Linked DNA regions of Homo sapiens: region 1 is linked to region 2. A link is a loop called in an ENCODE intact Hi-C map of the cell type or tissue named here. Cell type or tissue: mammary epithelial cell. All regions are shown on one strand.

The links. Hi-C counts contacts between places; a loop is a spot of excess contacts. Peaks named below come from ENCODE experiments on the same cell type or tissue, not always from the same donor. Only the 100,000 strongest peaks of a DNase experiment are listed, where the experiment ranks them.
Region 1: it touches region 2 in a loop (4-fold over the local background); 4 of 110 quality-filtered maps call a loop at or near these places.

The regions. Positions count from the first base shown.
Region 1 is chr14:89,797,997-89,805,996 of GRCh38, reverse strand. All of the region lies in intron 5 of EFCAB11 (EF-hand calcium binding domain 11), which reads left to right. Among named protein-coding and RNA genes, the nearest start is that of EFCAB11, 150 kb to the left of the region's middle. In mammary epithelial cell, no CTCF peak of the experiment used is centred here; a DNase peak (open chromatin) is centred at 4,686; H3K27ac peaks cover 1,576 bases.
Region 2 is chr14:89,854,254-89,862,253 of GRCh38, reverse strand. The region is part of intron 5 of EFCAB11 (EF-hand calcium binding domain 11); the gene reads left to right. Among named protein-coding and RNA genes, the nearest start is that of EFCAB11, 96 kb to the left of the region's middle. In mammary epithelial cell, no CTCF peak of the experiment used is centred here; DNase peaks (open chromatin) are centred at 3,973 and 6,083; H3K27ac peaks cover 1,164 bases.

The sequences.
Region 1 (8,000 bases), 56 kb after region 2:
CTCTTTAGATTGCAGAGCTGAGGAGAATAATCCAGAATCTTGAGCTAGCATCCGAGGAGAAATCTAAATTATTTATGGTTTCTTTAAAATGGAATAATCATTTCAAAAATACTATGTTCATTGAGTATCTGCTGTCTGTCCATCAAGTTCCAAATACTGCAAGGTTTGGAAAAGATTTCAGACAGAATCCTTTGTATGTCAGGATGCTTTCATTTCCAAGTAGCAGAAAATCCATTTCAGACTGCCTTAAACAACACAGGGAATTTATTGGGTCAGTGACTAAGAGTCTTGACATAGGGGAGGCTTCAGGCATGGTTTGTTTAGGCTCCAGCTCACTGTGCTGTTCTCTGACTCTTTCCCTCATTGTATATAGCTCCAGTCTCAAGCTGGTAATTAACACTTAAAAGCCTGTGCACAAATTATCGAATCAATGTACCATTGGAGCATAGAACTGTTGTGGAAATTGCACCCTTATGGTAGGAAAAGGCTGTTGGAATAGCAAGCCTCACCTCTGCATCTCAGATGTCCACATTGAAAGAGCTTCTCAACTTGCAAGCAAAATTCCTAGACTTCATTATGTTTGTACCAATTCTTTACCAACCAGTAGTAGCCAGGGGAGGAATGACATGTGTTAACTGGCTTAAGCCAGTCAATCCTTGAGCCAGTCACTGTGGTAAGGAGAGTGGGATTACAGTCATTGGTTAAGGCCAGTGAGCTCCCACTTCTAGAGCTTGGGGTGGGGGTCTGTTCCCCCACAATCACACAGCTGCTACATGGCACAGAGCAGGTAAGATGGAAGTTGGGGAAGACGCAAACAATGTCCATGGAATTGTTAGGCTAGTAGGCTGAGCCGAGTGCTAATGAGGCCACTGTTTTGCCTGGCTTATGTCGTTCTTTATTCCTGGCCTGATCTGGACATTCTCTTACCCTTCACAGTTCATCCTAAACAGCCAGGTCCACCACTTGCTTATGGTCAGATGATAACTATACCTCTGCATCCAAAAGGACCCTGTAAGAATCTTATATTCAGGGATACCTTGTCCTCACTCTGAAGGAGCACTTAAAGTCCAATAATACTATTTACTATTAATGGACTAAATATTATTAATAAGACATGTATATTAGACAGTAAAAAGAAGACTGCTGCAGTGTTTTTTTTCTGGTTAACCCTGGCATTTTAATTGCTTGGAACTTCAAACTTCAGAGCTCTTCTTAAAGGCAATATTTAATTTCCTCCCAAAAAAAGCATTTTGCAAGTAGAGGAATAGTCTGATCTCTTTGAAGTAGTGAGATCTCTTTTACTTGAGTGAGAATCTGATATGACGTGCTATTGCTGATGGCAATTTAAATGCTCTGTGTGAAGTTTCATCTCTCAAAATAAACTTTCCATTGTGTCTTAACCTGGGTTCTTCTTGAAAGCAGAGCCTGATGGGGGCTTGTGTACAGGTTGTTGTGAAACAGAGAATGAGGGAATGCAAGTGTCTGTCACCAAGCTCATTACTACTATGAGCGATTGGAGCTTGATCCCACCAGAACCTCTGATGAGCCAAGAGAATGACCTCAGAGTTGTCTACGTAAAGCTTGGTATTTTCCTGCCATAAGGATGCAGTCTTCACAACAGTCCTGTGCTCCTTTGGTACATTGATTCAATAATTCGTGCACAGGCTTTTAAGCGTTAATTACCAGCCTGAGACTGGAGCCGTGCAAAATGAAGGAAAGAGAGAACAGCAGAGTGAGCTGGAGTGTAAACTGGTCAAGGGGTTCTACCTGCTCTGTGCATGAAGAAGGCCTTAACACTCCTTTTCATGCTTCCACGTTTGGGGGGTAGGGGGTGCCACCCCAGGTGTCAGAGCAGTCCCAAACAGCAAAAGATACTGCTACTGGCTCGGGTGAGGCTTTCCCAGCAATGGCTGGAGTCAAAGGAGGTTGCATAGCGTGGGACGGGCACAAAGGGACCCCAGTACACACCGAAGAGAATGCAGCACATCTGCCAAAGTCATGTTGGAGCCTAGAAAAGACCAGAAATCATCTGCATATCTCTTTAGTCTTTCCTGTATATCCGAATGGCTTTTCTTAACACATGTCTTTAAAAAGGTAAAATTAATAAACACATTACCAGCTGAATTGCTGTAGAGCCCTGCAGGACTCTCATCAACAAAGAGGCAAGCACGCCAGTGGGAAGAAGCAGCGGGCTCCTCAGAAGAGAAGGCTGCTTGCGGGAGAGGCTGTCATCATTACATCTTCAATTGGCGGGTCTTCTCATCCCCAGCAGGGGCTCCTTGCTTGGAGGGTAATTTTTACTTTCACTGTTCAGTCAGTATGACAGCTTTGTCCCTAATGTAGTGGCAGTTTTGACTTTGGTTTAAATTATTCCATAAAGAATCAAAGAGAAAAAGCTGCTCTCTCCCTTTTCCCCCACCCCAAAAATTCCACTAAGAAAACTTTTCTCACTTAAATCTTGGCCTCCACATTAAATTTCTCATTCACATTTCAGGTGCATCAAATATGGCATCAACTTTCAAAATCTCATGTGATTATCACAGTGACTCAAAATAATTACTATCTGTCAGTGCGTTTGTTGGGAACACAGATATGTCTGGCACACGCCCTATTACCACCAGCAAGAGTTTGCCTCTCCAGTGGGGTCTTCTCTGGGCTCATTTCAAAACCTTAGAGTGTTGGGACAATCATCTGCATGATCTGAGAAACATGTGCCTCAGCTGACCCTGAAATCATTTTCTTTTTAAAGAAAAAGTCTTTAAAGCAATTATATTAGTAAGTGTAGATTTAGCTGGAATGTTCAAAAGGATTGCCTTAAACTGTGATTCCTCTGGCTCAATGGTTGTCAACTGGGGTGATTGTGTCCCCCAAGGGACACTTGGCAATTTCTGGAGACATTTTTGGCTGTCACGATTGGGCATGAGGGGTGGGAGAGGGTCCTACCAACATCTAGCAGGTGGAGGCCAGGGATGCTGCCAAACGTCCTGCAATGCCCAGGACAGCCCCCTCTCTGCTATATCAGAGCATTGTCTGGTCCAAAATATCAATCGTGCTGATGTTGAGAAGCCCAGCGCTAGCTGTTGTGGATTTATACAATTTGAAATAAGGCCAATTGTTTGGAAAATTCAGACTAAATTGAAAGAAAATATTTTTTCAGTTGAAAAAGATATAAGTAATATTAAGGAATATCTTAAGACAGAATTACCCAAAACCCTACCATCTTCATAAGACAAGTTTCTGCGTAGCATATAACCTTCAGCTTCTGCCCAAAAGAATATAAATGTTTATAAAATTGCAATTATGGGTCCGACCGCAGTGGCTCACGCCTATAATCCCAGCACTATGGGAGGCCAAGGCAGGAGGATCATTTGAGGTGAGGAGTTTGAGACCAGCCTGGTCAGCATGGCGAAACCCCATCTCTACTAAAACTACAAAAAATTAGCCGGACTTGGTGGCGCATGCCTGTAATCCCAGCTACTCGGGAGGCTGAGGCAGGAGAATCACTTGATTCTGGGAGGCAGAGGTTGCAGTGAGCCAAGATCATACCATTGCACTCCAGCCTGAGTGACAGAGCAAGACTCTGTCTCTAAATAAATTAATTAATTAATTAAAATTAAAATTAAAAAACGAAAACATTGCAATGATGATGCGATACCATTCTGTATTCTTGCTCCCACTTAAAAATATCACTTTCATAGTCTTTATGTCATTTTAATAGAAAAGATTCCATCGTTTCAATGTAGTAAAATTTAAACCATTTCCTTTTTCTTTCTTTTTTTTTTTTTTTTTAAGTAACTTGGGTAAAAGCAAGTACTCTAGTCTGAAGCCTGGCTTTGGAGACTTAGACATGGGGTACTCCTGAATAATTTTACAAGAAAAATGATTTTCCAAGAAATAACCACTTTCAGAACATTCTAAGAAATTGTTATGATGTCAACATTTTCATACAAGAAACATTTACTCCTTGTGAGAAACATTGACTATTTACATTTTTTTTTTTTTTGAGACAGAGTCTCGCACTATCGCCTGGGCTGGAGTGCAGTAGTGCGATCTCAGCTCACTGCAACCTCCAGCTCCTGGCTTCAACCAGTTCTTCTGCCTCAGCCTCCCCAGTAGCTGGGATTATAGGTGTGCGTCACCATGCCCGGCTAATTTTTGTATTTTTAGTAGAGACGGGGTTTCACCATGTTGCCCAGGCTGGTCTTGAACTCCTGACCTCCAGTGATCCACCTGCCGCGGCCTCCCAAAATGCTGGGATTACAGTGTGCACCACTGCGCCTGGCCTATAACCACTTTTTAATACAATGAATCAAAATATTTTTACTTTTACAAATTTGAAAACTGTTGGAATTCAACTGAATGGACTGAGTCCAGTTCTGCAAATTTGGAATGTATCCTGTGTCATCTGAGGTCTTCCTGTACTTTGAAGTCCATAGAGTATTGCCTGGAACCTCCATTCTACACCTGGGGGATTATGAAGCACTTCCCAAGATTCTTGCAAATTCCTAGCAGGCTTATGGCTCTGAGTTCTCATTTCTCTGAGAGAATTCAGTGGATGGATCATCCTGCCTTTCCCTTCTTGCTTTTCCTGCTCTCTGCTGCACGTTCAGACAGAGCTCATCTCCTGACTCAATCTTCAGCCCCTGACTCAACACTGACACCCCAAAGTCACCATCCCCCACAGTGTGTGTGTGCCTGGCACTCCCTTGGTGAAGATAGGGGAGAGGTTAGAACAGGTAATACAAACAGTTTGGAAGTACATAGGAAACGTAACAGTCAATTGAAGGACTTTTGATCATCGCATCATTGGGGAATTTCATGACTGTTCTTATATGGCATCTCCCTGTGCCTGTACCCTCTCTTGTCTTGGCTTGTCATCTCCTTCCTCCCAGATGGCCCTAAATTGTTCATACCAAGTAATACAGAGCAGTACTTCTTTTTTTTTTTTTTTTTTTCTTTTTTGAGGTGGGATCTGGCTCTGTCACCCAGGCTGGAGTGTGAACTCAGCTCACTGCAGCCTCCGTCTCCCAGGCTCAAGTGATTCTCCTGCCTCAGCCTCCCGAGTAGCTGGGATTACAGGCACATGCCACCACGCCTGTCTAATTTTTGCCTTTTTAATAGAGATGGGGTTTCACCATGTTGGCCAGGCTGGTCTCGAACTCCTGACCTCAAGTGATCCACCCACCTCAGCTTCCCAAAGTGCTGGGATTACAGGTGTGAGCCACCACACCCAGCCCAGTTCTGCTCTCTTGAGTCTCTACTCCCAAAATCAATTCCAGGTCTCCCTTTTGCATCTCAAAAACAAACACACCAAAAAAGCCTTTAATTTCATTGGGCCTACATTTCTAGAAGCAGTTGTTGTTAGTTAATTATCCTCTTTTACATCTGCATAAACTTTAATTCCTTTGAAAAGCCATTTCTGAGATAGTCTGTATATGTGTCTATACCTACGTCCCTGTGTCTGGTAAAAGGGGAGCTGCTTAACTGGATTGAAGTGGGTGGTCTTTGACTATGGGTTAGACCATGTGTACCCAGTGTTCTGCATTGGTTCACAATTTCCTGCTTCTTAACTCTAAATTGTTCAGCCTGACATTCAGGGGGTTCCCTCGCTCCACTGCCCCATGTTTTGAGCCTCATTTTCCACAGCTTGTCTCTCATGTGGTCTCCTCTGTACCTAGTCTATGTTTTGCAAAATGTGGTTGAGCATGGAAACTGTAATCGACTTACTTACGGGTCCCTGAATGATGGGTCTAAGGTGTTTCTCAGGCGTGCGTTTGTTTGTTTGTTTGTTTGTTTGTTTGTTTGTTTACGAGATTGAGTTTTGCTCTTTTCGCCCAGGCTGGAGTGCAGTGGCCCGATCTTGGCTCACTGCAACCTCTGCCTCCCGGGTTCAAGCAATTCTTCTGCCTCAGCCTCCCAAGTAGCTGGGATTACAGGCACCTGCCACCATGCCTGGCTAATTATTGTATTTTTAGTAGAGATTGGGTTTCACCACATTGGCCAGGCTAGTCTCGAACTCCTGACCTCAGGTGATCCACCCGCCTGGGCCTCCCAAAGTGCTGGGATTACAAGCATGAGCCACCACGCCCAGCCACAAGCGTTTTTAGACTCGGTAAAACAATGAGGTGATAGTTTCTTTCTTTAATTCCCTAGTACCTCCTGGGAGGTAATAGATTTTCTATAATATTATCAGCTGTTTCCTCAGATTCATTTGTTCCACAAATTCATTCATTCGACATTCATCCTCTGCTGTGGGGCAAGAAGTGGGGCCACAGCAGCAAAGAAGACAAAGGTCTTGCCCTCCTAAAGTTTCTTTCGAGTCAGGGTTGGGGGGTGGGAGGTGCTGAATTTTTTAGTGCTGAGGGTTTGTTGATGACACCAAAACAATGCATTCTAGTTTCAAAACTAGAGCAAACTCACGTTAGGGTTGAATGCTGTAACAGAAACAAGAGGGCTTTTTAACCTGATGACATTTCCTTCCTCTCCTCAGCCAGTCACTAATTCTACCCACGGTACATCTTCTCTGTCACAGTGATTTGAGTGTGGGTGCTATGAGACCTTCCTTCTTCAGAATAATTCTGTCTGCAATGAAAAACAGTATTTGTTAGCTTTTAAAATGATAGCTCTGAACTTGAATTTCCTCTGCACTCTCCGTGAGATGACCAGACCTGCTTGTATATATGCGATGACGACGAAAAGTCAGAAGACATTAAGTATTTCAGCATGTCTCATTTGAAATATGAATTTAAAATGATGATGCCCTGCCATTCATTATGTGAATAAAATGCCACCCCACACGTTATGAATAAACTTTCCAGTTTTAACAGTGCTTGGTTTTACTATACTCATTTTATGATGGAAAGCTCTAGCAAAGGCAGCAAGAAAAATTAGGAGTTAATACAATAACAGGCGGGGTACAATGGCTCATGCCTATAATCCCAGCACTTTGGGAGGCCGAGGCAGGGGGATGGCTTGAGCTCAGGAGTTCGAGACCAGCCTCGCCAACATAGTGAAACCCCATCTTTACCAAAAAAATACAAAAATTAGCCAGGCGTGGTACTGGGTGCCTGTAGTCTTAGCTACTCAGGAGGCTGAGGTGGGAAGATTGCTTGAGCCGGAGAGGCGGAGGTCGCAGTGAGCCAAGATCACACTGCTGCACTCCAGCCTGGGTGACAGAGTGAGACTCCATCTCAAAAAACAAAAAGTTAATACAATAACAATGAGGTCGTTTACTGAGAAAGTCAGGCAAAGGGATTTGCTTCTCTACAAGCATTCAGCATCTCAATAAGTGAATAAGCACACTCGCACACACACAAAATATTATCAGAAGCAGTTTATTCTAAACATTATTTTTCTAGGTTATTCACTTAACTCACCCTCTGAGATTTATAGTTCAACCATACCAGTTCAGAGTGGAAAGAAAAAAGGCCGTTTATCTAATCCAATTCCTTGGGAAAAAATACTTAGGCAATATTAAGAATCCTCAATTATCTAATTTAATAAAAGGGATGATTTATATTCTGTAGTTAGTAACGTGATACTGATTATTTCTAATCCCTTAGAAGAGATCTGACACTATGCTTTTGGTCCTGTGTAGCATGAAATCATCATGTATATTTTACCAAAAGAAGTAACAAGAATAATGGCCTCTGCAGTCTGCAATCATTTTATATGAACACACTGCAACATGGTTTTGCCCTGGGGCAGAGAAGTAGGGATTTTTCTCTACTTCAAAAGAATGAAAAATTATCATCACTCTATCCAGAACCATTATAGACTTCAGAGACTTTGGCATGAAATATTCAGAAAGTTTATTTTAGAATTCAATATTTTAAAAGCCTGCTTTAAAACTATTACAGTGATTAGTGGCTCTCTTGCTTGGGCCAGTCTTTGCTTTAAAAAGTCCTATGTCATGGTTGATACGAATTTGATGTTTGAACAAAATATAATTGGCATCAACTGCAGAAGCTACTTGTAAGGCATTGTTTTAGAATGCCCCC
Region 2 (8,000 bases):
GTTGAAACAGGATGTGCTTTCTATTTTCTTTCCATCTTTATATAATTAAAAGTGAACTTTGGCAGAGCTGCAATATAATTCAATTCAATTTAGCAAACATTTGTGGAGACCCTTCTGCTGGTCCCGCAATACCATGGTTTCTATAAGAGCTGGCTTTTAGTTGCAGCAAGTGCAAGAGAGTGTGATCCAGATGTGACTGCTAAGGAAACTAAAATTCACTGTGGAAGGAGATTAGGTAAGGAAAGATTCATCCAAGAAGGAATTTCATGTTTAATTTTGGACAAAGAATTAAATTTGGTTTGTGTCTCTGTCAATTTTTTGTTGCTATAACTGAATACCTGAGACTTGGCAATGTATAAAGAAAAGAAATTTATTTCTCACAGTTCTAGAGGCTGGGAAGTCCAAGAACATGGTACCAGCATCTGGAGAGGACCATCTTGCTGCATCATAACATGGCAGAAGGCATCACATGGAGAGATGACAAGAGCATGTATGTCAGCTCAGGTCTCTCTTCCTCTTTTTATAAAGCCAATAGTCCTCTCATGAGGGCCCCATCCTGATGGTCTTATGTAATCCCAATTACCTCCAAAAGACCACATTCCTAATCAGTTTATAAATTTGGGGATTAAGTTTCCAACACATGAAATTTGGGGGACACATTTAAACCATAGCAACTTGCAAAGGGGAATGACATTGCAGGTAAGGGCCACTGGGATTGGGTTCAGCAGGGCATGTACTAATTCTTGGGCAAGGAAGGGACATGATGAGAAAGGTCTTCATCTGTTTGCAGGCTGCAGCAGATACCAGAGAACTAAGTAACTGACCGAGGCTTAAGTGATGAGGTCTTGTTTCTAGGGTAAAGGAGGTAGACATGTGAAGGCTAAGTCAAATCTTAGAAAGGGAAGGTCAAATCTTAACACAGAATCAGGTAGCCTCAGTAGCTTATTGGATATTGGGAAGCAATGTGAAGAGAATTGTCAAGGTTAGTTCCAAGGATGGAGAGCCTAGGTGAGTAGGGAATCATGGTGTCATATTAGTATAAATGGATGGTGAGAAAGAGAAGTGTAATAGGCAGAGGCTTTAGAGGATGTCAGTGGATAGGAGGAAAGCCAGAAAAGGAATGTCAGAGGAGAACCGGGAACTTACAGTTTCATGGAAGCAAAGAGAAGACAGTGTTTCAAGATGACAAGAAGAACAGAAAAGTCAAGAAATAAGAGGTCTGAGTTTGGTTTTGTTTAGGAGAAGGACAAAATGTTGACCTTTGAGTAACTTCAGAAAAGTAGTGGAAGTGGGTACCAGATGGCAAAGGCCCTGAAAATGGAGAAGAATTTGTGTTACTGGGGAGACTGTAAAACAAGATCCTTCAGTCACTTCAAGTAATAAACCCCTTGGAAGGAAATTTACTCCTTAACTGACTAGCATTATGTTACAAAATGCCAGTATATTATTAATACCTGGAGATTTAAAATGTACCTGTTTTCACACTGTAACCCAGAAACATTATTTTTACAAACCATTTGGAAATAATAGTTTGATATTCTTTGATTCCACTCTTTCAGAATTTCACTTATCCCTCTCCAAGATTTATTTCTGGGTCATTGATTCAGATTCCAAAACTAATGTTTTCTATAAGCTTATTTTATGCCTAGTAGAGTTTAAATTCAAACATTTTCTAACAGTAGCAACTGAAATATCTTCAAAGACATTTTTCACATCTACCTTACTTTTTCTTGGTTGATTATATCTTTTTGAAAACACCCCAGATTGACAGCATGTGAGGTAGTATGCCTATAGTAACAACACAAGCTTTTTAGAATGGTTGAGAAATGTACTTTGGCCTTGTTCTGGTTCCTGAAGACATTTGTTTGTTTGTTTGTTTGTTTGTTTTGAGATGGAGTTTTCACTCTTGTCGCCCAGGCTGGAGTGCAATGGTGCGATCTCGGCTCACTGCAACCTCCGCCTCCTGGGTTCAAGCGATTCTCCTGCCTCAGTCTCCCGAGTAACAGGGATGATGGGTGCCCGCCACCACACCCAGCTAGTTTTTGTGTTTTTAGTAGAGACAGAGTTTTACCATGTTGGCCAGGCTGGTCTCAAACTCCTGATCTCAGGTGATCCACCTGCCTCGGCCTCCCAAAATGCTGGGATTACAGGCATGAGCCACTGCACCTGGCCCTGAAGATATCTTTTAGTCCTAAAAGGAGCCAATAAAGGAAAAAGCACGTTAGAACCAGAGTCATAGGACCTAGGTTCTGTTCCCTCCTTTGGGGCTTGACTGTGAGGAGATCAACATCTAGAGTTCCTCAGCAATGAAGTGAGAAGACGGTATCAGAGGGCCAATTTGGTCTCATTCAAATAAAAAAGCTCAGAATGCATGGCTATACTATATATTCTGTCTTCCACTAATCAAGCCTACTGCATGGTATGACTCCACATTTGCAGACGTGATCAGAGTGTTCCTCATGCCCCCTCCTCTGCCTGTTTCCTCTGTCTATGATGGAACAGCCTTACTTCTCCCTTCATGTGCCCAACTCTCTTACCCTCCTAACCTCAGGCTACCTGTTTTTTTGGCATACAGTGGCATCCCTGGCACCTAGCACCTCTGGTACAGCTCAGGTGCTCCATAAATATTTGATGACAGAGTAAATGGACTGTGTTGTATTATTGTCCACCCTGGTGGTTCTCCACACTGACTAAACATCAGAAACAGAGATCTCCAGGTCCTACTCCCCTGCCTTTGGCATTTGAGTTTGTAGGAACAGGCCTATACATTCCTACTGTAAAATTCCGCCACAGGTCATGCTCATGTGAGAAACACAAGTCTCTCCTCCGTGAGTTCCTTGAGGAGGCAGACTATGGTTTCTGCCATTTCATTCCCATTCTGATTCTGGCAGAAATTAGATATACAAGAAATATTTGTGAATAAGAGAATTTAACTCTAGAGAAAAGTAATAAATAATAAATGAGAGGAAAATGCCCTTTCTTCTGTTTGCAGATCTAAAACCTTGGACCTTTAAAGACTAATTCACATTACCCATACCAAGTTATAGTTTTAAATAAGTGAAATTATGTAAGTGCCCAAACCACCAGATCTGATAAAATTCAGAGCTCATTGTTATCTAATAATTTTGGCTAGGACTACTCTGCTTTATTTGCCTGATTTTTACAATTTCGTGATAAGATATTTGCTTTCATTATTACTGCCTTACCATAGGCCTTATTTTAAATTGTTTCTTAATAAGTGACAATCCACCACTCTTTTGAGTCATATAATTCTAGTATTTTAAACTACAGTTTCTTTCTTTGGGGTGAGGGATGTGACGTGCTGAATAAAGGAGAACTAGTGTGAACTTCGGTGTTGCCACACCACCCACTCTTATGTATATCGTATTTCTATGCTCCAGAGAAAGCAATTAAGATAATTGTTTTTTAACTAAGAAAACTATGCCATCCTGAATACAAAAACCTCATCATTGGCCAGGCACAGTGGCTCAAGTGGGAGGCCAAAGCAGGCAGATCGCTTGAGCCCAGAAGTTGGAGACCAGCCTGGGCAACATAGGGAGACCCTGCCTCTACAAAAAAAAAAAAAAAAAAAAAAAATTAGCTGGGTGTGGTGATGCACACCTGTGGTCCCAGCTGCCTGGGAGGCTGAGGTGGGAGGATTACCTGAGCCCAGGAGGTTGAGACTGCAGTGAGCCATGATCACGCCACTGCACTCAACTCTGGGCGACAGAGTGAGACCTTGTCTAAAAACAAAACAAACCCTTCATCATTTATAGCCTATTAGCCTGTTGACCTGCATTTTAGTTATCTGTGGCTGAGTAACAAATTTCCCTGACACTCAGCTGATTAAAACAATAAACATTTAGTATCTCTCCAGTATCTGTGGGTCAGGAATCTGGGAGTGGCTTTGCTGGGTCGTCCTAGTTCATGTCCTCTCACGAAGTTACAGTCAAGGTATTGGTCATCTGAAGGCTTCCGAGGTGGCTCACTCAGATGCCTGCAAGTTAGTGCCTGTCTGCAGGAGGCCTCAGTTTCTTACCACATGGCCCTGTCATCAGGGCAGCTTGAGTGTCTTCACCACATGGCAAGAGAGCCAGGAGAGGGAGAGCCTAGAGGTAGCCCCATTGCCCACGTTTAGGGGAAAGGCTGTCAGGCTCTACTCTTGAAGGGAGGAACATCAAAGCATTTGTGGACATAGTTTAAAACTGCCACAGCCTGTACCATTAGATTCTGTTTGCTACCTTAGATGCTTTGTCCAGGGTCTGAAAGCATCTGTGATCCAAGTTATTTATGTAGTTTCTTCTCCATGAGTAGAAGCTGGATATCAGAATTTCTGGTTTCTACTTTATTATTTCTAGGGCCTACTTTCTTTTTATTCTCTTGTATAAGATAATGAGATACAGTAGTAAAAAAATCATGAAGTATTAGAATAAAAAGATATCATTTTCTCTGCACACCAGACTACAAACTTTTCCTGTCTAGACCATAATTCAGAACTTATTGTTTCTGAGAAGCCTTCTTATTGAAGGTGGAAAGAAATTTAAGAAAGCTGCCCAGTTTCTAGATGAACTGGTGAGGGCCAATTCCACAGCATTCACCTAGGATTAGAGGAGCAAGTGCCAGATATGACAGAGCTTCAGAGAAGGCATCTTACAGTTACTCAGGAGCTTCTCCAAAAATGGAACCAATGACCATCCAGCATTTTATTGGTGATTTTTTTATAGGAACTTTCAGAAAAAAAAGAAAGACCAGGTCAGTAACAGCTATAGGGTGTTAAAAAAAATCAACCCAAAGGCATTTATAAAGTGAGCCAGGCATCGGGAACCGTGTTTTTACATAATTACCTCATTTCAAGTAAGTTTTCTTTCAATTCTTCATCCTCCAACCAGTCTTTCCGTCTTCGTGCGTCATGATTATAGCACTTTTTGGTCTGTATCTGTTTGCCACTTGACTGGGAGTGCCCAAAGGGCAGAGCTGTGAAATGCGTCTTTGAATCCAGATGAGCAAGGCAATGCCTGGCCCTTAGTTGATTTTTATTATTTGTGGTTGAGTTTAACAAGCCTATAAGTAAATACCATTATCTTCTTTTTCTCTGTAAGAAAGATAACACTCAGAGGATTGGAAAACTTGAGTGCAGCCCATAGTTAGTAAGTGGCAGAGTTTGAGCTTCAAAGCCAGGTCTATATTTTCTGCTTCAGTTCACATGCACCCAGGAGAACTCTAGGAGGGAACTGTGTTGGGAGCCCCAAGTAGTATCCTTGTAGTTCTCAGCTAGGAGAAATTACTTAGGAGGCATTTCTGTCTTTGCCCAGAATGAATCACTGTAGTTTAAGAGACTGCCAAAAGGAAACAGTCTGTTGATTGGATAAAAGGGTCTTGAAAATAAGCTGGCTTTTGCAAACCATATATCTGATAAAGGTTAATATCTAAAATTGATAAAGGACTCATACAACTCAATAGTAGAAAAACAGATAGCCCAATTTAAAAATGGGCAAAGGTCCTAAATAGACATTTCTCCAAAGAAGACATAAAAATGACCAACAGGTACATGAAAAGGTGCCCAGTATTATTAATCATCAGGGAAATGCAAATCAAAATCACTGTGAGATGCTACTTCATAGCTGTTAGGATGGCTATTATCAAAAAGTTAAAAGATAACCAATATTGGCAAAGGTGTAGAGGAGGGAACTCTTATATACCGTTGGGAATGTACATTGGTACAGCCATTATGGAAATCAGTATGGAGATTTCTAAAGAAATTCAAAATACGGCATGGTGACTCATGCCTGTAATCCCAGCACTATGGGAGGCCAAGGTGGGCGGATTGCTTGAGCTCAGGAGTTCGAGACCAGCCTGAGCAACATGGTGAAACTCTGTCTCTACAAAAAAATACAAAAATTAGGCAGGTGTGGTGGCACGCGCCTGTAGTCCCAGTTATTTGGGGGACTAAGCCAGGATAATCACCCAAACCTGGGAGGCAGAGGGTACAGTGAGCCAAGATTGCACCACTGCACTCCAGCATTGATGACAAAGCAAGATCTTGTCTCAAAAAAAAAAAAAAGAGAGAGAGAGAGAAATTAAAAATAGAACTACCATATGACTCAGGAATTCCTTTTCTGGGAATATACCCAAAGGAAATAAAATTCACCACTTTGTAAAGATATCTGCCGATAATTGCAGCATTATTCACAATAGCCAAGATATAGAAACAACCTAAGAGTTCATTGCTGGACAAATGGATAAAGAAACTGTGGTGTATATATACGATGGAGTATTATTCAGCCTTAAAAGTGATCCTGACAGTTGTCACCACATGGATGAACCTGGTGGGCTTTATACCAGGTGACATAAACCACATACAGAAAGCCAAATATTGCATGATTTCACTTATATGTGGAATCTAAAAAACAAAAACCCAGTCAAATATACAGAGAGAATAAAACAGTGGTTACCAGGGCTGTGGGGGCATGCCAGGAAATGGGGAGATACAGGTCAGAGGATACAAAGTAGCAGATGTGTAGGAAGAACAAGCCTAGAGGCCTAAGGTACAACATGAGCACTACAGGTAATAAAATTGTGCTGCATTTGGGATTCATGTGAAATGAGTAGATTTTAGCTATTTTTGCCACAAAAACAAAAAAATGGGTAACTGTGCAATAGTTAGTTGGGATATGTTAATTTGCTTTGCTATAGTAACCATTTTCCTATCGGTATGTATCCCATATCATCATGTTGTATATGTTAAATATACACAATACAATGTATTCATTTATTGTTTGAGATGGAGTGTCACTCTGTTGCCCAGGCTGGAGTACAGAGGCACGATCATGGCTCACTGCAGCCTCAACTTCCCAGACTCAAGCAATCCTCCCACCTCAGCCTCCCGAGTAGGTGGGACTACAGGTGCACACCACCCTGCCCAGCTAATTTTTGTATTTTTTGTAGAGATGGGGTTTCGCCACGTTGCCCAGGCTGGTCTTGAAGTTCTGGGCTCAAGTGATTCTCCTGCCTCTGCCTCCCAAAGTGCTGGGATTACAGGCATGCCACCACACCTGGCCTAACATTTATTAAAAAAAAAAAAAAGAAGCTGTCCTATTCAGGCTACAAAAGAACTTTTGGTATTACCTGATGTTCTTCATTCTGTAAGTGGGACACTGAAATTTCCTCATGCCTAAAATGCTAAGTAAGGGAAAGTCCTCTTTTTTCTTTCCCATTTTTCCAGGGATTCTGACCTGGGTGATGCAAGAATTGAACATCGTATTTAGATAGGAAGTTGGAGCTCAGTAAATGAGGAGATTGTGTATCAAACCCCCGACCAAGCTACTGAGACTTCCTGATCACTCTTAAGAGGCCCCAATGCAAGAGTCTAGGCCCTAAGCTAAAGTAGTGGTGGAAGAGCAGGTGCATTCAAATATTTCATGTCTAAATCTACAGGATCGTGGTGACAGGATGCACGGTGGATGGACATGGAGAAGTTGAGGAGACCTGGGAGCCTGAGTGAATGGTAGCTCCATTCAGTATGGCAGGGGACAGGGGAGGAGGAGCAGGTGTGGGGTTCACTATGGGGGCAATTTGGGCTGTGTATTCAAGTATTTAAGGCGTCTTTTGGACAATTAGGGAAGATATTTTATCAAGAAATGTGCATTGAGGTTAGATGGCTCCGTGAAAGAGCAACTGTCTGGGGACATCTGGGAGACAGCTGGATCGTAGGCATGTATCTGATGATGTCCAGTTCATGGATTGCCGGTACTGAAGAGAGCCAACTGCTGCAGAGGACTTTCTTGGCTGTGTGCGGCTTTGTTGGGAATCTCTGCTGCTGTCTTTATAGCTTAGTATCCTGAATGAGGAGGGGAGCAATGGGCAGCCTCTTGCTAGTGGATGTGGAGAGGAGCTACCACATTGCCCTGTATGTAGGATGCGGGCACCTCTCTCTGCCCAGCTCTCCTATGGGTCATTACATGGAGCTTGCTTTTACTCATTAGGATTTGGCAATCTTAAAT